Linked DNA regions of Homo sapiens: region 2 is linked to region 1. A link is an interaction called in ENCODE POLR2A ChIA-PET data of the cell type or tissue named here. Cell type or tissue: Caco-2. All regions are shown on one strand. Each heading gives the region's core, and the rest is flanking DNA. Links, peaks and the distances in the headings are about the cores only.

The links. ChIA-PET counts read pairs that join two places held together with the same protein. Peaks named below come from ENCODE experiments on the same cell type or tissue, not always from the same donor. Only the 100,000 strongest peaks of a DNase experiment are listed, where the experiment ranks them.
Region 2: POLR2A ChIA-PET joins it to region 1 with 11 read pairs; 2 of 35 experiments call an interaction of 5 or more read pairs at or near these places.

Annotation. Positions count from the first base shown.
Region 1 is chr17:79,799,369-79,810,110 of GRCh38, forward strand. LOC124904071 (a long non-coding RNA gene) reads left to right here and starts at 9,229. Exons shown (of 2, transcript XR_007065928.1): 1 at 9,229-9,618. RefSeq lists silencers at 4,925-5,024, 10,704-10,742 and an enhancer at 9,765-9,894. In Caco-2, for the core only: no CTCF peak of the experiment used is centred there; DNase peaks (open chromatin) are centred at 1,259, 1,543, 2,062 and 4,973; H3K4me3 peaks cover 3,001 bases.
Region 2 is chr17:78,390,674-78,401,415 of GRCh38, forward strand. It overlaps PGS1 (phosphatidylglycerophosphate synthase 1), which reads left to right. Exons shown (of 10, transcript NM_024419.5): 2 at 1,803-1,992; 3 at 5,635-5,712; 4 at 7,579-7,678; 5 at 8,675-8,864; 6 at 10,004-10,182. It overlaps LOC124900399 (small nucleolar RNA SNORA30/SNORA37 family), which reads left to right and starts at 9,262; the gene lies at 9,262-9,390. RefSeq lists an enhancer at 9,855-10,360. In Caco-2, for the core only: no CTCF peak of the experiment used is centred there; no DNase peak of the experiment used is centred there.

The sequences.
Region 1 (10,742 bases), core at 1,062-9,061:
GGGCCGGGGGGACCTGACCCGCCTGGCCTCGCGCCCTACCCCCACCCCTGGCAAGCTCTCCCGCACCCGCGAAGAGCGGTGATTTTCCTTCAGATAGGGTTTCTGGAACCCGCTTCCCGGAGTTGTGCTTGCCCTTGATGCCTTTACTGATCATGGGGTTTGCGCTAGGCGTGCAGAGGGCGATGGTTTCAGTTTCTCCCCAAAAAAGATAGCTGTAGTCGTTCCTCCATGCGTTCTTTCCATTTTCCTTCCTTCCTTCCTTCTTCCTCCCTTCCTTCCTCCCATCCTTCCTTCCTTCCGTCTCCCTCTCTTTCTGCCCCATTCTCCCTTCTTTGCCTAAATACCTCTGAAACTTGAAGAAATGGAACCCCTGATGCTGGCAGGTGCGGCCCCCTCCTCTGGATAGGGTCTTAGGTAATTATCTTAGCTTCCCCACCCAATTTTCCACCTGTCTTTGTGCCTGATGGCGATTATTTCGGAAATGCTTGCTCTAAACAAAACTATCGCTTGCGAAAAGTCTGAGTTTGCAAACGTCGGGGAATCCTGCAAAGCTTGTGGCAAAGGTGGAACTCGATTCAGAAGGAAGGAAGAGGTATAGAATGATCTGAGGGCAGGGAGCCTGGCTCTTGTCAGTAGCAGACGCGCTCAGTCCCGCCAAGGAAGGCAATCCCCAACGGGGCAGAGTGTGTCTCATCCCTGCCTGGCGCAACCCCTGCCCCCCAACCCGTGAGAGAGCAGCGTTGCAGGGGGTGTGAAAACAGGTCACCGGGCAACCTCATTCCTCGACAGTTTGGAGACAAAGCGGGAGGTGGCGGTCTGAGAAATGGGAGCCCACCTCCCGGGCTCTGGCTGGGTGGGCGCGGGAGGAAGCCCTGTGTTCCGGGAGAGGGTGCTAGCATGCGTGGGCGTGGAGGGGGAGGAGGTTTGCAGTCATTCCAGCCGGGTCAGATCCAGACCGAGAGGACAGGTCAGCTGGTGGCATGGTCTTAGGAACCCACAGAAAGAGGATCCTTGCTCCCCACCTTTCTTATCAACCCCCTTCCCCAACCGACTCAATTCTCGCCACCTCCCTTTTCTCCATACAACCGCTTTCCTGTTTCAAAGTTAGATAATTGCCTTTCCCACCTACACGTCCCAGGAGCAAACAAAACAAAGTTGTAAAAGACAAGACACGCTACTCTTAATCCCATTGCTCGGCGGTCCGCTGCTCAGGCTGCGGCTGCCAGGTTGGCGTGCGCCGCCTCTGCAGTAAATAAGGTAACTGCTTCCTATTACTTTAGCCCCATATGGCTGCAATTTGAGTGTCTTTAGAGACGGTGCGTGTGTTGGGGCGGGGGATGGGGGGAGTGAAAGTGGAAATCAAATGCTCTCAGATCGCATTTTTATGAAGGAAATTGTCGGCGATTCTCTTAACAGCCACCCCCTCTCCTGAGATGAGCTGCCCCGTTTCTTTGTTTACGGAAATGCGGGCGCCCGCCCTCCTAGGGACACCTGCTTCCCAAACCCCTAGGTCTCCGGCCCTGTTCCGCACTCTTCTGGCGACCTGGGCGCACGGCCCGCGACTGCCCTTCCCGACAAAGGGTCTGCGACCTGCTCCCGGGAGCCCGCCCTACCCTTGGCCCCAGCCTCTAAAAGGTGCCAGGACTCTGCCCTCGATGCTGCAGCCTCCTGAGAGCCCGGAGTTTGGGGGCCCTCTTAGGCCTCCCTGGGCCCGCGGACCACGGACTCGTCCTCCGGGAGGGAGGGTGGAGGCTGGAGCACTCCAAGGAGAGGGGCGGACGGGCCCCAGCGGGGCGCTGGGCTCCTGGGTCTTGGGCCAGGCCGGCAAGCCCTAGCGCGTCCTCTAGCTTGAGGATGAGGCCGGCCCGGTTCTTTGGGAGCGTTTCAACTTCGCGGCTTGGCGGGCGTCGGACCTGCCCGGTCTTGGCCGCGGACGCGGGCAGATTTGGAAGCCAACCGTTTGCCTCGGGCGGGCCGGCAGTGAAATGAGCGCGGGCGGCTCCGAGGCGTGGCCTTGTGGCCAGTGGCTTACCTCCCGCGGTCCCGGAGCCGGGCGGGCGTCCCGCAGCGCTGCTTCCTAGACGCCGAGCTAGGGCTGGGCGCCTGCCGCCTGCTGCGGGAATGCCGCAGGGTGACCCGACATTCTGGAAACTGGTCCCAAGGCCCAGCCTGGGTGACTGGAAGTGAGGTTGTCCAGGTTTCTGGCCTTGGTTCCCGCCGCTAGTTGTTCCCAAGAGCAAGAAGCTCCCACCTTTCCTGTCCCACTTTCTCCTCCCTAGGAGACATCCACACATCCTCCTTGTTAGAGAAGCACTGGAACAGGCTGCAAAGGATAAGAAGGGGCTGCCCACTCTACAGGAATCTCCCACAAGGCTGCACACATTCTAGAAGCCACATTTCTGCCTTAAACCCCGGAAACTGAAATCAGGCCCCCTTTCTTCCCCTCCACAGGAAGAAAATATCCCCTCAGAGTTAAGCAACATCTATTGCTTAACTAGTTGCCCTATATCTAGGGCCTGCGTTATCCCAGTTAACATTCACAACAGCCAGGTAACATCAGTTCCCTTACCCCCATTTTCTAGATGAGGAAAGCGAGGCACCGCGGGGCCAAGTCACTTGCTCAGGGGCACGCAGCAGGGGTTCTGCCTGAGAAGCCGTAAGCTCACGTCCCTAAAGCTCCGCAGCAGGGGCTTTGGATCCTTGTGAATTTCAGCTCCTCCAAGGCTTGAGGAAAGAATTCAAGAAAGGTCCAGTGGAGCCTCGTGGAAGCGCAGAGCAGTGCTCCAGCAGGAGGACCCTCAGAGCCCTCGGCAACAAGGATGAGACTGGAACAATAGAGACAGGAGGGAGTTCTAGGGGCCGATTTAAGTCAACTGGAAGCTGGATGTTGGTGGGCGTTTTCGCTTTTTTTTTTTTTTAATGCTAGAGCACAGTGGCTAAAAAAGGTGGGCTCTGGGGCCAGCCTGCCTGGGTTCCAATGCACTTGCTGGCTGTGTGCCCTTGTGCAAGTTACTTAACCTCTCTGTGTTTCAGCTTCCATAACTATAAGAAAAGGAATATTAGCACGTTTTCCCAACAGAGCCCATGGGGGGTTCAATGAGATATGGAAGCACCCCCACACTGTCAGGCACAGGCAAATGCTCAATAAATGTTCATTATTAGTTACTGTTGTTGCTGTTATTGGTGTTCTGAGACCAGAACAAACTCATAGGACCTAGTGATTCTGTTCTGACTTTCCCCAGGAACTCCAGTATCAGCCTCGGCTGTCCCTTCTTCTCCATGAGGGGCAAGCCCAGAGAGGGTGCTCAGCACACACCCATCCTTCCCTGGGAAACGGACCGTATGCTGCTTAGAGGCAGTTTTGATTCATTCCTTGGGCATCTGGACCGGTTGGGCCACGTGGGCTCGCTGGGAAAACGCGCCGGCGTCCCCTCGGAGCGCCGAGGCCGGGCGAGCTGAGGGTGCGGTGCCGCTGGAGCACGCGCACAGCGCCCGAACCAGCACGCATGCGCGCCGCGGGCCGGCCCCATTTCCGCCCCCCCCCCACGCGCCCCCCCATCACACGCACACCCAATCCCCGGACTGCTCGCTGGTGCTGCTTGTGAGACCCATTCCTAGGAGCCCCAGGCGCCCTTGGGGAGCAGAAAGAGGCGGTCCAGAGTTGGGCCGGACAACCGCAACCTGGAAGGAGTCCGGGAGTCCTTGGGTCTGGGCGCTCAGTTCTCACGGTCTGGGGAGAAGGGGCTCAGACGGGACGGACTAGGCACAGCCAGGGGCGGGGACTGCGAGAGGCGAGGGGAGGCCGGCAGGGTGTGGCGGCAGAGCAGCCCGGGACAAGTGAGCGGCCTAGAGATCAAGGCCTTGGAGTCCCGTCCGAGAGCAGGACGTTATCAGAAACCTCCAGCCCCAACCCCTGCCTGGAGATGCCCGGGGCGCGCTGACTCTGTTCTCGCATCACCCCGGGCCCTGGCTCAACGCGTGAGCAGCCTGTGGTTCCAGATACCCCGAGTGGAGAGTTTGACCCCAGATTCTGCCTGCACTGACAGGCTTGGCCTGGCGGTTACGAGCCACGGTTGATGAGCGCCCCTCCTCCCGTGACCCAGCTCATGAGAAAGGCGGGGAGCACCAACCCTCCCACGGGAAAACACGGGGAGAGGCTGGGCGAGTCAAGGAATGGTGGCACCAGAGCCTGGGCGCAGAGAGGCAGCTGGACCTCCTGGGCTCCCTTGAGCCGGAGCTCCGCCAGGGTGGGCACTTCTGCCTCCAGCGATGCTGGGTGCCACAGTCCTCCCGCCTCCTCCTGGACCACACGCGGCTCTCCAGAGTCCCAGGGAAGCTCCAGGGACTCCTCGGACTCCGCCTGGCGCTTCCCGTTTTTTCATTTCCTACCCCACCCCCATGCAGAAGGAATTGAAGTGACTTTTTTGCTGGGACGTCGGGACCTCAAGTCAGTTCCAAAGTGGGAGTCTCTCAGCCGGTGCCGTTCCCTTGCGAGATTGTTAACGCCAAGAGCCACAGTCCAGCTTCCCCTTTTAGAGATCAGAAAATCCTAAGTGCAGGGCCTGCCGGGTCATTCGAGAAGGCACAAGCTGCGGAGGCCAGTCTGGGGCCTCTCGCAGAACCTCGGGGAACAGAGGCGTCTGCCGGGCCGCCTACCCTCCGCAAGAGTGGGCCACGCGGGCGGCAAACCCGAGGGCAGACGTTTGGGAGCTGACCGAGAAAACGCGACGGTGCCGGCGAGGTTCTGGGCGAAGCCTCGGCGTCCTCCACTGTGGTCGACGCCTTTCCTCGCAGCCCCGGTACAGGGCTTCCTCGGTGCACCCCTAGCCGTTGCCCCGGGAGGAGGCGCCGTCTGGGACACGAAGGGGCTCGGCTGGCGTCGAGGCTCCGCGGCCAGAGCGCGGCGGCTCCGCGCACGCCCAGAAGCCGTGTTGCCGGTTCCGGGGCTGCCGGAAAGCGTGGGGCCAAGCTGCTGCTCTGTGCCCGCGCAAGCGCCTCGCTACCCGGGCGGGACCTTGCTCTCTCCGGCCGCCCTGGGCCGAGGGGTGGCTCAGCATCGTGGGGGCGGACGCAGACGGCCACTCGGCCGGGACACCGTCGGCCCGGGAGCCGTGATGCCTTTTCTCTCTGCAGCTGAAGCCTCCGATCGGTTTCCCCGCCCTTCTGTAGGAAATCAAATTCAGGGAACATGGTACCGTATTTACCCGCACAACTTCCTCCCTTGACATTTTGCACTCTCGAAGTTGGGGCAGAAGTAATTATGCAAACATCTGGGGCTGTCCCGCGCCGCTACCGGCACCGTCTTATTCATCCTGAGAGCCGCACTCCCTCATTTGCATAATAATGGCTTATCTAGAATAACACAGCAATCAGAGGCAAAATTAATTTTCTTCAGCTAGTCCTTGAGATCCTAAAAACAGAGGAGGCTTATGGCAAGAAAAGCCGGTTTAGCAGAGGGTGTAGGGTTCCTGACCAGGACCAAGGAGAGAGAAAGTTTAAAGCAGTGGAAATGTGATGTTCACGCTGAGTTTCTGTATTTTTCTAGTTTCAACCTCAGAGCTTACTTTTTGGCCAAACGGATGAAGGGGTAAGCCACCGTGGAAGTCCCAGCAGATACCCCCACCATCGCCCCATCCATCCTGGGAGGTTCGGTGGCCCTCGAGGCAGAGACATGGACTGTGGCTGGGGTATTGGGGGCAGATGTTCAATGTGTTGGGGTGTGGAGAGGGTAGATTGGCAGCCTACTGAGGATTAAAGGGGTGTCCTGCAAACCAGCTCCGGGGTCTGGGTCCGGACCTTCCAGGGACTCAGTTCCGCACCCTTTGAACAGATCAAGACAGAGCACTTCCTTGCTCTGGGATGGTCGCCTCAGCCACCGAGACAGCAGAAGTCGTTGAATTCAAAGCAGAATAAAGGGGTGCGTGGGTGGCGGTGGGGTGCCTTAAGTGGAGGAAACATCTTTTATACATTAAAAAATCTTCTTGATCTTTTTTAATACGCAGAGGAGTGGGAGGAGAAAATCCACAAATAAATATGGTAAATGAATTTGGACCAGAATTGTAATTGCAGGGCCACTTTCAGGGCAATTCCGGGCTCCAGACAATTTTTGCAGTAAAACGTGTTTCCTCCGAGGGCACCATTCTCACTTTTGCAGTCACAGAGCAGAGAGTGAGAGGAGCTCAAAAGGGCTCTGCAGCACCTCCCGTCACCCCTCTACGGACAAGAACGTCCTCTCTCTTGGAAAAGATGCAGGTTTTACGTTTAATGAGAAGGTGCCCACAGTTCAGGCTTGCAACTAAGAAGTTTGGTATCAGTCTTAAGTTCTTTTTTAAAATGAGCTTTTAAATAGTTCAGGGTTACAGGAGGAAGCCTAGGAAGGAATTGCTGTGAGTAGAGCAACCTGTGGGTGAGATGGGTAGGGGGAGGAAAAATGGGTGGAAGATCTCAGTGACACCTTCAGATGCTGTATTGGTGGGAAGGGAGGAGGGTGCCAAGGGACTGTAGGGCCTGGAAAAGGGAGTGTCTCTGGAGAGCCGGGCTGCTGGGTTGGGAGGGATAGGCCTCATTTTATCTCCTTCCTCTTCCCTTTGCGGTCATTCCCACTGCCCTTTTGAGGCAGTCTCTAACTTTTTTACACCACCCCGACGGTGCAGCCTGACTTTAGAGGTATCATCTCCTTTCCAATGTGTGTGTGTTCGTGTGTGTGTGTGCCTGTGTGTGTGTGTGTGTGTGTGAGAGAGAGAGAGAGAGAGAGAGAGAGAGAGAGAGAGAGAGACAGAGCGAGAGAGAGATCAAAGTTTCCCTAGGGGAAGGGGGCGCTCTGGGGGAGGGGCGCCCCAGGATACCCGAAGACTCCAGCTGTCCCCAGGTATTTTCCCAGCCAAAAACCTCAGGGGGAGTTGGGATTCCAGGCCTTCCATTCAGTCCCAGGTTTCTCCCTCAGTTTCTCCCTTTTGGAGAGTAGGGAGGACCTGGGATGAATAGAAGAGGAAGTGGCCAGCAGGGAGGCCTGCAGGGGTTACCAATTCTTCTGTTCCCTGAAACCTTTTCTTAGGTCTGCAAGACAGGATCTCTGGCGGACCTCATTCTCCAGCCTGCTCCAGGCATTATACGAGCTCTGGGATGGGGGTGGGCAGTCCCTTGGGGAACTGTCCTCTCTACCCCACCCCCACTCTGTCCCAAGCTGAGGGGAGGGGTTGGACCTCTCCTCTTGAGGGGGGCGCCATTCAGCCTGGAAGGGCCTGAGCAATGGGAAGGGTGTCCACTGGATAGGGGTGCAGGACACTGGGCTTCAGCCTTGGAGTGGTCTTACAGCTCCCCAGTGAGGGACAGCGGGGTGGGTACAGGTCCCTCTCAGGAGTCGGGAACATCTAAGAGCATATCCCCAAGTCTGACCCTCACTTTGCACAAGTCTGGTGTGCAGTGGTGTCCAGCCGAAATGAAGAAGGTGGGCACAGGTGGGCATGGGGGAGTCGAGGGTCTTCAGGAGCAGGTGGGGCCATCGCTGGCAGAGATCACAGAGATGTCGTTCCCAGAGTGAGGGCATCGAGTGTAGGGAAAGAAAAGGGGAGAAAGACAGGAGTGGATGTTGGGGGAGATGATTTGCCACGGCAAGACAGGGCAAGACTGAGTCACTTTCTCCCACAGCTCCTGTTGGGTCCTTCGGCACCTGCAGTCTAACCCAGGTGCCTCACCAGCTGCCTCTCTCAACACTGACTGCCCGTCCCTTCAAATCGTGGGACTAGTGGCCAGTGGAATCTGGGGAAGTGCCTCACGTGCTTGCACCACAAGATCAGGTCTCTCTCCTGGAAATCAGTGGTCCCACCTGCAGAATGGGCCAGTTCTTTCCCATTTTGTTGCTATGACAGGCATCTGTAATGGACCCACAGGATCCCAGGAAAGCAGGACTCCATACTACACACACACACACACACACACACACACACACACTTGCTGTTTTTCCAAGATGAGAAAGGAGTCCTAGGCTCGGTTTCTTCCGCAGCTTCTGTGGGTTCACGCATCCCCTTCCCTGGAAGGAAAGTTTCTGGGGCTGTCTACATGGCAGTTCCAAGGATGCCCTGGGAAGTGGTGTGTGAAGGGTTGCAGGGCCCTGGATTGTCACAGGGGGCAGGGCAGGGCAGAGGGTGGAGCTAGGCAGGACTGGAAGAAAGTGTGCAAGGGCAGGAAGGGGGTTGGATCTGATACCCACCAACCACTCATCACGGCATCTGCGAGGGAGTGCTGGGAATACCTGTTTCTACAGTGGCTCAAATGGACATGATGTGTTATGGTGTTTGTATCCCATTGGTATCTAGCCTGGCACAAGAGGGTGTACCAGAGTGCTGGGAGTGGACAGATGTAGCCACCATCCGCTGAGTGAGGGCTGCTCTGAGCCAGGCTTTGTGCTGGAGGTTTACGGGACTCTGCTTCTATTCCTCATCACAACCCTTAGAGGGAGGCTCCATTTAAAGATGAAGACACAGGCTCAGAGGGTTAAGTAACTTGTTAATGACCAAGTTAAGTCACAGGACAGAGCTCAACCTAAATCTGTCACCCAAGAGTTGAGGAGCCTAAGGGGAAGCTTCAGGGTAGCTCTTGCTGGTGTGGAACCAGGCACCTAGGGGAGCCGGGCATGGCTGTGCTGCGCTAGGGTTTGGAGCTTGGCATGAAGAGCAGCCTGTGGCAATGTCACTGGCTATGGCCAATCCCAGCCTTTGGCGGGACCAGGAGCTTAGCAGCCTGAGACCAGAGACCCACTGGCTTTTCCAGCCTCTGTCCAGCTGCTCAGGGAGTAGGACTGGCTGAGATCAATGGTAGTCAGTTTCAAGTCCCCATGCTAGGGCTCCTGGGTTCCAGGATTGACAAGCCACATTGACACAGAAGCCCATGCCTGGGCTGCTGCTGAGATGCACCTGCATAATGCATAAAACAGTGGATTGGGAATGAAATCCAGGCTTGCTCTGCCCCTGGCTAACTGGGTTACCTTGGACAAGTCTCTCTCTTTCTCCCTGCAAAACCAGCATTCGGAGCAGGCAGCCTTGGGGCCGCCAGTCTGGTCTCCATGTTCGACACCTCGAGATCATTCGTGTAGGCATATGAGGGTTTTCCTGAACCTTTTGGAAATACTTGTTGACTGTTGAGTGCTGACCACTGATGCACATGCCCAGGGCAGTACACAGAACCCTGGAGTTTGTGCCTGCCCAAGAAGCTAGGGACTCCTAGTAGGAGTGGCAGATTCCTGTCCCAGATACACCGGGTACTGGCCACCATTTTCCCAATGATGCCAGGCCCAGAGCTACCAAATACCTACTAGGAGACACAGGGTGGCAAGAGGAGGACTCCAGGGGAAGGCCTGTGTGACTAGGCTACCATTCCAGGCTCAACTCTGGCGAGGAACAATCTAAGGTGTGCTCCTCCCTCCAGCCCCACACTGCTGGCAGCAAGGCTGCAGCTCAGACTAATTCCAGGTACATTCTATAGGTGGCATCATGCTACTGGAAATGGCCTCCTTGGAGAAAGAGGCTCTCTTGTCAGCATCTCCAGGCACTGGCGAGCCGAGGCAAGGTTGACACAATCACAGTCTAAACTGCGCGGAGAAGGACACCTGAGGGGCGATGGGTATGTGCTGAGGGACAGTCCTCTCCATATTAGGGGCCACTGCTCCAGGTGCATAAGCTTCTTCCGTGCCATCCACCGGTGAGGCCTTGGGGCCTGTGGGTGTCGGGGGTCTCTCCTGCCTTCTGCCACCCGTGGGAGGTAAAGGCCTCACTGTGCACCTGGTGGGGGTGCTAGGCGGGCTACCACTAGGTCTACAACAGCATACACCTGCACCAAGTCGCCTTGCCACCAGGCTGCGTGAGAGAACTGGGTCAGTGCACCACGTGTCCTAGCCAGAGAGGCCCCTCCACACTCCCTGGACATCCTGGGGCCACTTTCACCGTCCAGACCCTTGCAGGGGCAGCTCAGACTCCTCTTCCGTGGGCAAACAGACCAGCCAGAAGTGGGGAGAGGGAAAGCAAGTGGGGCGTCCTGTTCGAGACGGACACTGAGGTCACCAGCACAGGCAGGCGTCAATCTGACCAAGGAGACCAGGATCTCAGGAGGCTTCACCCAGGACCCACCGCCCCTCTGGCAGAGAATCCCTGAGATGACTCCTTCCTTGCCCAGATCCGGCCCTGATGGCTTCAATCTTCCGAGCTGGGGGGCCTGTCCCCTATCCCCCCAGCCTCTTGCAGCCTGCCGTCAGGAGCAGGGCTGGCACAGCGACAGAGAAGAAAGGTGTGACAGCGACACCTCTCACCTCTCCCTTCCACCACCTGGCTGGCTCCAGGCCGCCCGCGCCTCCAGGGCACAGAGCCAGTGGGTCCTCGTGGCCACTGTTCCCGGCCTCCTGGCGCTGAGGCTCCACGCAGCACTCTACCGGCGCCTCCCCCCGGCCCCCGCCCCCCGCCCAGACCCTAGGGCTTTTCCCCTTCTCTCCCCCAGGCGTTCTGCTTGGTTTGCCGGGATCCCAGGCGTCTGCTCAAACTCAACACGGACTGGCTCACATTTTTTTAAACAAAAGCAATTAGATTTCAATCCCGGTTCATCTGCATTTGCACCTCCAAATGGGGGGGCAGGGGGAGAGGGAAAGGATGGGGAGCGCGGCGGCGGCGAGTGGCACCTTCCGAGCGCTGCAGCTGGCCGGGCAGCCATTGCGCCGGCCACATCTGGCCCGGGCTGAACGGCCGCCGCGGCCCCCT
Region 2 (10,742 bases), core at 679-8,678, 1.4 Mb before region 1:
AGGACTAGGATTCATAGTAGGTCAGGTCTGTGTGGGGCTCTGGGTGTGCGGTCCCTCCACCCCCATCTCCCGCAGGTTTTTAGTCATTGAGCAGCAGAAATGAAGTTCTGTGGGCAGAAATTCATCTCCTTCAGCCTTGGCCTCAGTGGAGTGTGGAGTCCGCTGGGGTGCAGCTTTATGTGGTCGAGCTAACACTGGCCAGAAATGGTGTGTGACCCCACCAAACAGGATGTGTCTGATGGTGAATGAGTATGGCTCATCATCACTCTTTTTTTTTTCTTCTTTGAGATGGAGTCTTGCTCTGTTGCCCAGGCTGGAGTGCAGTGGCACCATCTCAGCTCACTGCAATCTCCGCCTCCCAGGTTTAAGCGATTCTCCTGCCTCAGGCTCCTGAGTAGTTGGGATAACAGGCATCTGCATCATGCCCGGCTAATTTTTTTGTATTTTTATTTTTAGTAGAGATGGGGTTTCACCATGTTGGCTAGGCTTATCTTGAACTACTGACCTCAGGTAATCTGCACGCCTCGGCCTCCCAAAGTGGTGGGATTACAGGCGTGAGCCACCGTGCGCGGCCACGGCTCATCATCACTCTTGAGAGGAGCTCATTTGCTCCCGTCTCTCCCTGCTCCAGCTTTTCTTTCCGAGTCTGATTTTGATTGATTGAGACAGGGTCTCGCTGTGCCACCCAGGCTGGAATGCAATGGCATGATCATAGCTGGGAGAACAGCCTTGAACTCTTGGGCTCAGGAGATCCTCCTGCCTCAGCCTCTTGAGTAGCTGGGACTACAGGTTTGTGCTACCATGCCCAGGTAACTTTTTTTTGAGACAGAGTCTCGTTCTGTCACCCAGGCTGGGGTGCAGTGGTGCGATCTCGCCTCACTGCAACCTCCACCTCCCTGGTTCAAGCAATTCTCCTGCCTTAGCCTCCCAAGTAGCTGGGACTACAGTCACATACCACCACGCCCGGCTAATTTTTGTATTTTTAGTAGAGAGGGGGTTTCACCATATTGGTCAGGCTAGTCTCAAACACCTGACCTTAGGTTGTCTACCTGCCTCGGCCTCCCAAAGTGCTGGGATTACAGGTGTGAGCCACTGCACCCAGCCTGCCCAGCTAATTTTAAACAATTTTTTGTAGACACTGGGTCCTGCTATATTGCTCAGGCTGGTCCTGAGCTCCTTGACTCAAGCATTCGTCCTGCCTTGGCCTCCCAAAGTGCTAGGATTATAGGCCTGAGCCACCATGCTCGGCATAAATTGGATTTTTAAAGAGAAAAGTTTCTTTTTCTGGGTGCTTCCTTGAATAGAAATCTTGTTTATCTCATGAGTCATAAAGCGGGGCATCTGGGCTGTAATCATCAGACTTCTGCCAGACTTACCCTTCTGCTAGGTGTCTTTTAGTGGTGGCTGCAGGCAAATATTTTTGAGGTAGATTCATTAGAACGTTGCCATGTGGTAGCTAACCATGTGGTAGCTTTTATGAGTTTACTTGTGGATGCTCTAAATTTGGTTCCTGAGTTGTTTGGAATTAAAGTTTGGGATTTATCTATAGGTATTGACACTTCTCAAGTTGCTCAGTTAGTAGGCTCTTTAAGGAATAAGAGGAAAGGGGGCTGAAGGAAAAATCCTTTAGCAGAGCTTGAGTTGGGCTCACTTTTTAAAATGTTCTAGAAAATCTGACATTCATAACACAAGCAACGCACCCATCTCCCAGCCCCTCTTCACTCCCCAGTAACTGAGGGGGGCTTCTGCAGAAGTATTTGAGGTATTTGAGGTGTGACCCAGTTGCATATTTCTTTAACCAGGTCACCATGGCTGTTATTGGCTCCCTTGCTGTCCCCAGCTGTTCCCCAGGTCACCTCCCCACCTTGCTGCCTGTGTCCAGAAGGCGTGCACCGGTTCCAGTGGATCAGAAACCTGGTTCCAGAATTTGGAGTCTCCAGTTCTCACGTTAGGGTGCTTTCTTCCCCGGCAGAGTTTTTCGAGCTCATGAAGGTAAGTGGTATCTAAAGGAAAGAAGTTTGAGTTAGAGCTTTTGGGGGATCAGGTTGGTGAGTCCTGAGTGCTTTCTAGTCTAGAAACTTTGGATAGCTGCTCAAGCTTATTCCTTCTGGGTTTTACCTGTCAGGTTTCAGCTTCATAGATGGTTGAGCTGAGCCACAGTCAGAAACTTGCCTGTGGGGCCAGCGTCTCAGGTGGAGAAGCTCTGAGAAGGCAACAGTGAGAACAAGGACCTAGACCTTATTTTTATTTACTAATTTTGTTATTTTTGAGAAGGGGGTCTCACTATGTTACCCAGATGGGTCTTGAACCACTGGGCTCAAGTGATCCCCCTGCCTCGGCCTCCCAAAGTACTGGCCACTGTGTGCGGCCACGGGCCTAGACTTCGATTCTTTTTTTTTTTTTTTGAGATGGAGTCTCGCTCTGTCACCCAGGCTAGAGTGCAGTGGCTCAATCTTGGCTCACTGCAAGCTCCGCCTCTCGGGTTCACGCCATTCTCCTGCCTCAGCCTCCCGCATAGCTGGGACTACAGGCGCCTGCCACCACGCCCAGCTAATTTTTTGTATTTTTAGTAGAGATGGGGTTTCACTGTGTTAGCCAGGATGGTCTCGATCTCCTGACCTCGTGATCCACCCGCCTCGGCCTCCCAAAGTGCTGGGATTACAGGCATGAGCCACCGCGCCCGGCCTAGACTTTGATTCTTATGGGCGCACTGATTCCTTTTCCTCCATGGTGAAGTTGTGGACCACGGGAAGGGAGGTTGGTGAGGACTGAGGACCCGTGGGTCACATGGGTATGTCCTTGCTAAAGGTGACAGGGGAGGAGGGCATCTTTATCTAGTCTGTGTATGATGGACCCCTAACCCGGGAATCATCTCCAAACACAGTAGTGTCATCTTGGTAGATGTAGTAGGAAGTAAAAACTCGTGGGTGCGATTTGATATGCATGAAGAGGCCTTTCAAAGTAACTGGGAATCTAGACATCCTGGGTCTAAGGCTTGTAGTCTTGGTTCTTTAGGGACTCTGTCTTAAGTGTGTGCCTTTCCTCTCCTGGTAGTGATGTAAGTTTTGCATTTGGGGGGTTCAGCTTTCAACATGTTACTCAGGTTTACATGCCACATCTGGTTATTCTGGTTAAACTGCTCATTGGAATGAACACTAATCAACACTGATTTTTAACAGCATGAACTCTGAGTTTGTATTAGCAGTGATATTAGAATGAAGGTCTAGGCCAGGCGTGGTGGGGCCTATGCCTGTAATCCCAGCACTTTGGGAGGCTGAGGCCGGTGGATCACCTGAGGTCAGGAGTTCGAGAACAGCCTCGTCAACGTGGTGAAACCCTGTCTCTACCAAAAATACGGAAGGGTGGCACACACCTGTGGTCCTAGCTAGTCAGGAGGCTGAGGCAGGAGAATCGCTTGAACCCGGGAGGTGGAGGTTGCAGTAAGCCAAGATCGCGCCATTGCACTCCAGCCTGGGCAACAGAGCGAGACTCTATCTCCCAAAAAAAAAAAAAAAAAAAAAAAAAAGAATGAAGGTCTGATGGGGCCAGGCAAGCAGGTAGAATGCTGAGAGACAATAGGAAATCTGGGTAGAGACTCCCCTTTCACCTTTGTGCAGAAAATGAACTCACTCATTTGAGTGCCTGCCCATTTTCTCTCCTTTTGCGCTTTTGTTCTGTTTGTTGATCCACGCTTAGCTTGACTGGCTCATTCAGAGTGCATTCTTTGTGTGCACACAGGCGTGTCCTTTTGTTCTCCCCTCTCACCTGCCTCCCTGCTCTGCTCACCTGTCCTTGTTTGTACCGAATGATGCTGCAACTGTTGGCTCTTTGCTCCTAATTGATTTTCTCCTTGGCTTGAAGAAACAGGTTTTTCTTTTCTTTTCTTTTCTTTTTTTTTTAAGACGGAGTTTCGCTCTCGTTGCCCAGGCTGGAGTGCAATGGCACGATCTCGGCTCATCACAACCTCTGCCTCCTGGGTTCAAGTGATTCTCCTGCCTCAGCCTCCTTAGTAGCTGGGATTACAGGCATGCACCACCATGCCTGGCTAATTTTATATTTTTAGTAGAGACAGGGTTTCTCCATGTTGGCCAGGCTGGTCTCGAACTCCCGACTTCAGGTGATCCGCCTACCTCGGCCTCCCAAAGTGCTGGGATTACAGGCATTAGCCACCGTGCCCAGCCTGAAGAAACAGGTTTTTCAAAGGCAGTTTTCTCTGTCCTAATTGACTCTGGGAGGATGACTGACTGTCTCCACATAGTGATCCCCTGGCCAGGAGGTCGGGCCCTGCCTGAGGAGGGTGGGCTTGCAGAGAGCAGGAAGGGGCAGAGAGGCTTGCCTCAGCAGGCCGAGAAGACCCCAGGGCCTCCTTTCCCTGCCATCTGGGCTGAAGTGTGGGCAGATTCTTCTGGTTTGTGTCACACCGAGTAGCACGTGTTTCTTCCCAGGGCGCACAGCGAGAAGGGAGGACAGTGCTGGTTTCTGCCTGGTCCCCATGTCTTCATTATAGCTGTGGGGCCTGGTGTCCTGTAGTAAACAGTCAGATATGCTTCGGTTGCCTGAACTAAATTGTCTTATGCCTTATTTATTTTTTCCCTTTCTTTATAATCATCACCCCCACAAACATCTGTTTTAATTGGTAACAAAACAAAGGAAATAGCAACCTTGGGAAGTTGCTTTGTTTTTTCCTTGTCCGGAAGCCTTTCCTAGTGATTGTTCATGTTTCTGTCTAGTCAAGTTGCCTGTCTTCCTGTGTTGACAATGCAGGGTGGGCTGTGTTGTTCCTTCTCATAGGGAAGCAGGTAGATGTGAAGCTGCCTCCCTCTCACCTGGGTCTCCTATGTATCTTTTGGGGGTTTGACCTATGGTAGCACTGCCATTCTTTGTACCCCTGCCTCCTTCTCTGGGGTGGAGCTGCTAGGGAGAGGCCCCCTGGCTGTTAGGACTGATTTGGGGTATCATCTTGGGGCACTGATGTGTTCTGCTCATGTGTCTATATACCTGTCCATCTATGTTTCAAGAGTGATTCGTGCCCAGTATGGACATTGGAAACTGCAGATGGGTAGAAGGTAAAGAGGGCAGGTTTGAGACAGAATCTTGCTCTGTTGCCCAGGCTGGAGTGCAGTGGTGTGATCACAGCTCATTGCAACCTCTGCCTCCTGGGTTCAAGTGACTCTTCTGCCTCAGCCTCCCAGGTAGCTGGGATTACAGGCACGCGCCACCATGGCGTGGCTAATCTTTATGTTTTTAGTAGAGACAGGGTTTCGCCATGTTGGCCAGGCTGGTCTCAAACTCCTGGCTTCAAGTGATCTGCCTGCCTCGGCCTCCGAAAGTGCTGGGATTATAGGCGTGAGCCACTACACCCAGCCTGCCTTCATTCTTCTTAATGGCCGTGTTGCATTTTATAGTTGGCCTAGACTGAGCTTTACTTTTCAGGCTGAGTATTTTCATTTAGGATTGTGGGACCTTATTTGGGAGGTTACCATACACGTTTCGAGCTTGCTTTAAATATTAATTGGTGAAGACATAGGATAGTTCAGCTTGGAGTGGGATTTGCCTCCCAGGTCAAAGGGTTCTGTTTTCTTAGTGAACCATGAAAATGATGAATTTGAATTTTGAATTTTTCTCCTCTCTCAGGGGCAGATAAGAGTAGCCAAGAGGCGGGTCGTGATGGCATCCCTCTACCTGGGGACAGGTCCTTTGGAACAGGAGCTGGTAAGGTTTATGGGGAGATGGTTGTGGCAGCAATAGTGAATGGGCCCCAACATGCCACAGCTTTTTGTGCCATGCAGTTGGTGTGGAGCTGCCTTTCCTTGGCCTCCATGTCAGAGCCAGCTCTTGTTTTTGTTGCCCCAGATATGGGCATGTCAGGAGGGCCTGGTGAGGAGAGCATGGGGGAGGGCCTGGTGAGGAGAGCTTGAAGAGGTCTGGTCTGGGCCTTCTAGGCCTCACTGGCAGTGTCCTCCTACCCACACAGGGCCCCAGGCAGCTCTGTCTGCCAGTTCAGGGCTTGGCCGACTGTGGCCTGCCACCTGTTATGGTGTAGACTGTGAGCTAAGAAAGAATGGTTTTTACATTTTCAAATAATTGGGGAAGAGAAAAAATAATATTTTGTGACTTATGAAAACTTTAAATTTCTGTATTGGTAAACAAACTTTTGTTGGAACACAGCCACACTCATTCATTTGTGTATTGTCTGTGGTCACTTTCATGCTGCAGTGGCAGAACGGGGTAGTTGTGACAGTGCCCATTTGGCCCGTAAAGCTCCAAATATTTACTCTCTGGCCGTTTACACAAAAGGCTTTCTGACCCTGTACTAGACAAACGGACCTGAGTGCAAGTTGGGCTGGCTGGCTCGTTCTGCCAAGGGCTGGTGTCAAGTGCCAGGGCTGCGGCCAGCCTTGTTTCCCTCGGACTTGCTGTTGTGCCACACTTGTCACTTACAGTGAGATAGGTGGGTGGGAAGGAGCCAGCAGTCACCAGGTTTATATGAGGTGTTGGGGCCAGCGCAGGTTCTGGTGCATGGCGGGATCTGAGGCTCAGCTGAAGTGAGTCTGTGAATGAGATCACTGCTTTCTCTTGGGTCTCCTGGGATTGCTTTCCGCTCGGTATAGTGAAACAGACGGGCCCATTGCCCAGAGTTAGTGCCGTTTCTTGGTCTGTCCTTGTTCAGAGTTACTGGTGGGAGCTATAGGGATTGGAGTGTGGAGAGGGAGGTGCAGTGGGTTCACACCTCCCCTTTCTGCCTCTCCTAGGAAGGAGGCCTCCCTCTTTTTTTTTTTTGAGACGGAGTTTTGCTCTTGTTGCCCAGGCTGGAGTGCAATGGCGCGATCTCGGCTTGCCGCAACCTCCGCCTCCTGGGTTGAAGCGATTCTCCTGTCTCAGCCTCCCGAGTAGTTGGGATTACAGGCATGCGCCACCCCCCCAGCTAATTTTGTATTTTTAGTAGAGACGGGGTTTCTCCATGTTGGTCAGGCTGGTCTTAAACTCCTGACCTTGGGTGATGTGCCCACCTTGGCCTCCCAAAGTGCTGGGATTAGAGGCCTGAGCCACTGCGCCCGGCCGCCTCCCTCTATTTTTAGGATATACCCTCCACTCCAAGCCTGGAAGCCTGTGTGTTCTCATGGGAGAAGAATGGAATGTCCGCACTGCGGAGAGTGGCCAGTGGGCAGGCCGTGTCTTGGATTCATTCATCTGCCAAATATTTACTAAGCACTCTTTACGAGGAGGGCACTGTTGGTTGTGTCTGTGAGGATTGTCTGTGTTGAAATGTACGTGAGACCTGGTGTCGTAGCGTTTCCAGGGTGGCACGGGCTGGCTGTCAGGCAGCACGCCTCTGCCTGCAGGTCCCTTTCCATTCCTGGAGGCCTGGGCCGATCAGGCCCCTGGGTGCTTCTTCTGATGATCATGAAGGTGCTCTCAGACAGATAGCTTTTGTGGTGTTGGTGTCCGAGTGCTGATGGCACAAACCTATCTTTGGAGAAGATGACGAGGGCACTAGCCGATGGGGCGATTTGTTTTTCTTTAAATACACACACCTCTTTGGGTCTTAATCTTCTTTTCTGTGTTCTTTCTTGGTAGGTGGACTGCCTGGAAAGTACTCTAGAAAAGTCACTCCAAGCAAAGTTTCCTTCAAATCTCAAGGTCTCCATTCTCTTAGACTTCACGCGGGGCTCACGAGGTAGGTGGCATGCAAGCCTGGCCCCTCCTGCTTCCTGTGTCAGATCCTCAGTCCCAAGAGGGGTTACTGTCACCCCCTCATCCCCAGGCAGAGTCAAGGCTATTTGAAGATCATCCAAGCTGGCCCAGGGCTGCCTGATTGTGTGAGTTAGGATTTTTTTCTTCAGCAAGTGACTGAAAGCCCAACTAAAAACAGCTTAGGCAGGAGCCGAGTGCAGTGGCATGCCCTGTAGTCCCACTTGCGTGGGAGGCTGAGGTGGGAGGATTGCTTGAGCCAGGAGTTTGAGTCCAGCCTGGGCAACATAGCCAGACTTTGTCTCATGAAAAACTGCCTTAGGCAAAAAGACTTTTTGTGGACTCCTGTGACTGATCTGCTTTGGGTGGCTTGTGATTTGGGGTTTGGCCGTGTCACCAGGATTCATCCCCTAGCTGTTTCCTTTGGGCTGGCTTCCTTCTCAGGCTCTGTGTGGTGGCCCCTGGTGGCTTAGGCTTGTCTCCCCATGACACCTTGTCTTTTGGAAGAGTCTGATTCCATGAGAATCGGGTCAAAGCTCCTGACTGGCCTGACGGTGGCATGCCCAGCTGGGAGCTTGGAGTGTGCCGAGTAGCCCAGCCCAGGCCTGCGTGCTCCCTCATGGAGCTGGGGGTGAGGGGCAAGGTGGGTAGGGTCGTCTTCACCCAGAGCAGAAATGCTGCGAGTGGGTGGGGTAGTGCCCCAGGAGAAGGTTGGGTGCAGTTACCAGGAGAAGGGTGAATGGGTGCTGTGTGGCAAGAAGAGCAGGCGTCTGCCACGCTGAGGACTTCAGGCCTGAGACATGGCCAGCATGCAGGACAGAGGTTGGCCTGGAAGTCCTCTGGCTAGGAGTAGCCCCAGCTGGTGTGACTGATTCAGGTGGACGGCACAGGTGAAGGCGAGGCCACGTGGAGGTGGCTCCTCATTGGGGGCAGGACGCCTTCCTGTTGTGAGTCAGGTGCCGTTTTCTCTGTCCGTGTTCAGGCCGGAAGAACTCCCGCACAATGCTGCTCCCACTCCTGCGGAGGTTCCCAGAGCAGGTCCGAGTCTCCCTCTTTCACACGCCGCACCTCCGTGGGCTGCTTCGGCTCCTCATCCCTGAGCGCTTCAACGAGACCATCGGCCTCCAGCACATTAAGGTGTACCTCTTCGACAACAGCGTCATCTTGAGCGGGTGAGTGCTTCCCACCGTCAGTGCTTTTGCCCTCCTGCTCTGCAGGCTGGAGGGCAGTGGAATAGGAACAGTGGGAAACCCGTTCCCCTCAGTCTTGGAGAACCTGCTTGTAGGTCTGGCTGCTGTGCACCCGCGGCACCTCCCCGACACTGTCTCTGCCACTGAGGCTAGAATTCCCCGGGGGCTGACTGGAAGCCACTGTTGACAGGGCACTTAGTCTGTGCTGGCCACTCAGGTATGTTGTCTGTTTCCACCCTCAGTGACCCTCTGTAGTATTTTCCTCACTGTGTACATGTGGAAACAGATCAGAGAGGATGAGTCACTTTGTCAGGTAGACAGAGCCAGAAAAATAAACAAGAGTCAGACCTGGAAGTCCAGGTCCTTAGGCTGATAAATATGGGCCCTTTCACAGGCCCTCCCCTCGGCAGTGGGGCCAGGATTGGGTTGCTGGTGCTGAGAGAAAGCCCTTGATTGCATCCTTGCTCTGGGACTGTACCAGTGGCAGCTGTCACTTAGTGGGACAGAGAGAACAAACAAACATGGGCGCTGATAAATAGCCCTGCATGGGCCGGGCGCAGTGGCTCACGCCTGTAATCCCACATTTTGGGAGGCTGAGGCAGAGGGATCACCTGACGTTAGAAGTTCAAGACCAGCCTGGACAACATGGTGAAGCCCCGTCTCTACTAAAAATACAAAAATTAGCTGGGTGTGGTGGCACACACCTGTAATCCCAGCTACTCGGGAGGCTGAGGCAGGAGGATCACTTGAACCTGGGAGGCGGAGGCTGCAGGGAGCCAAGATCATGCCACTGCACTCCAGCCTGGGCGACAGAATGAGATTGTCTCAAAAAAAAAAAAAGCCCTGTGTGGTTAGTTGACTTTCTGTGTCTGCATCTCCTCTTCTCAGCTACACTGTCGGCTCCTTGAGAGGAGGAGGCTGTGGGTCACTTTGCTGTGTCACCTTGGATCAACTCTGGCTTTGTCTTTTGCACGTGTTCATTGCTGAGTAGCTATTTGTTAACTGCATCTTGACCTGAGTTTGTCACCCCCCTGCTAGTTCACCTGAGACCTGGGTCACCAGGACACGCTGCTGCATACCCTTGCCTGAGTCCTCCTCACCTGCATCTTCCCTCCCTGTAGTGCAAACCTGAGTGACTCCTACTTCACCAACCGCCAGGACCGCTACGTGTTCCTGCAGGACTGTGCGGAGATTGCCGACTTCTTCACGGAGCTGGTGGACGCGGTGGGGGATGTGTCCCTGCAGCTGCAGGGGGACGACACGGTGCAGGTGGTGGATGGGATGGTGCATCCTTACAAAGGTAGGGGCTGCCGCTGACACCCTTCTATGGCTGTGGGTGGGGTGGAGTGAGGGCCCGGGAGAGCACAACTCTAGGTGGTTCTGCCACAGGCATAGGGGACTTGGGTGGCAAGGCTTCATTCTGCTTTTGTCCTTGAAGCCAGACAGATGTGACTCACTGACCATCAGTCATGCTCTGTGGGTGAGAGAGCCAGCCCAGAAAGGTGGGAGCTTGGGCTTGGGACTCCTACTCCTTGAGGCGGAGTCACTCAGGTTTGCACTACAGGGAGGGAAGACGCAGGTGAGGAGGACTCAGGCAAGGGTATGCAGCAGCGTGTCCTAGTGACCCAGGTCTCAGGTGAACTAGCAGGGGGGTGACAAACTCAGGTCAGGACGCAGTTAACAAATAGCTACTCAGCAATGAACACGTGTGCCTGGGCGAGTGACCCAGAAGCCTGCCCTGCATCACAGGAAGCAACCAGGCCAGCAGCTGTTCGCCTAGGGCCCATTTCCCCAAGCCTATCACCTGGGCCTGTGGCTCCCAGCTCCCTTGAGCTCTGTGGCCCCCTGCCTGGAAAATGA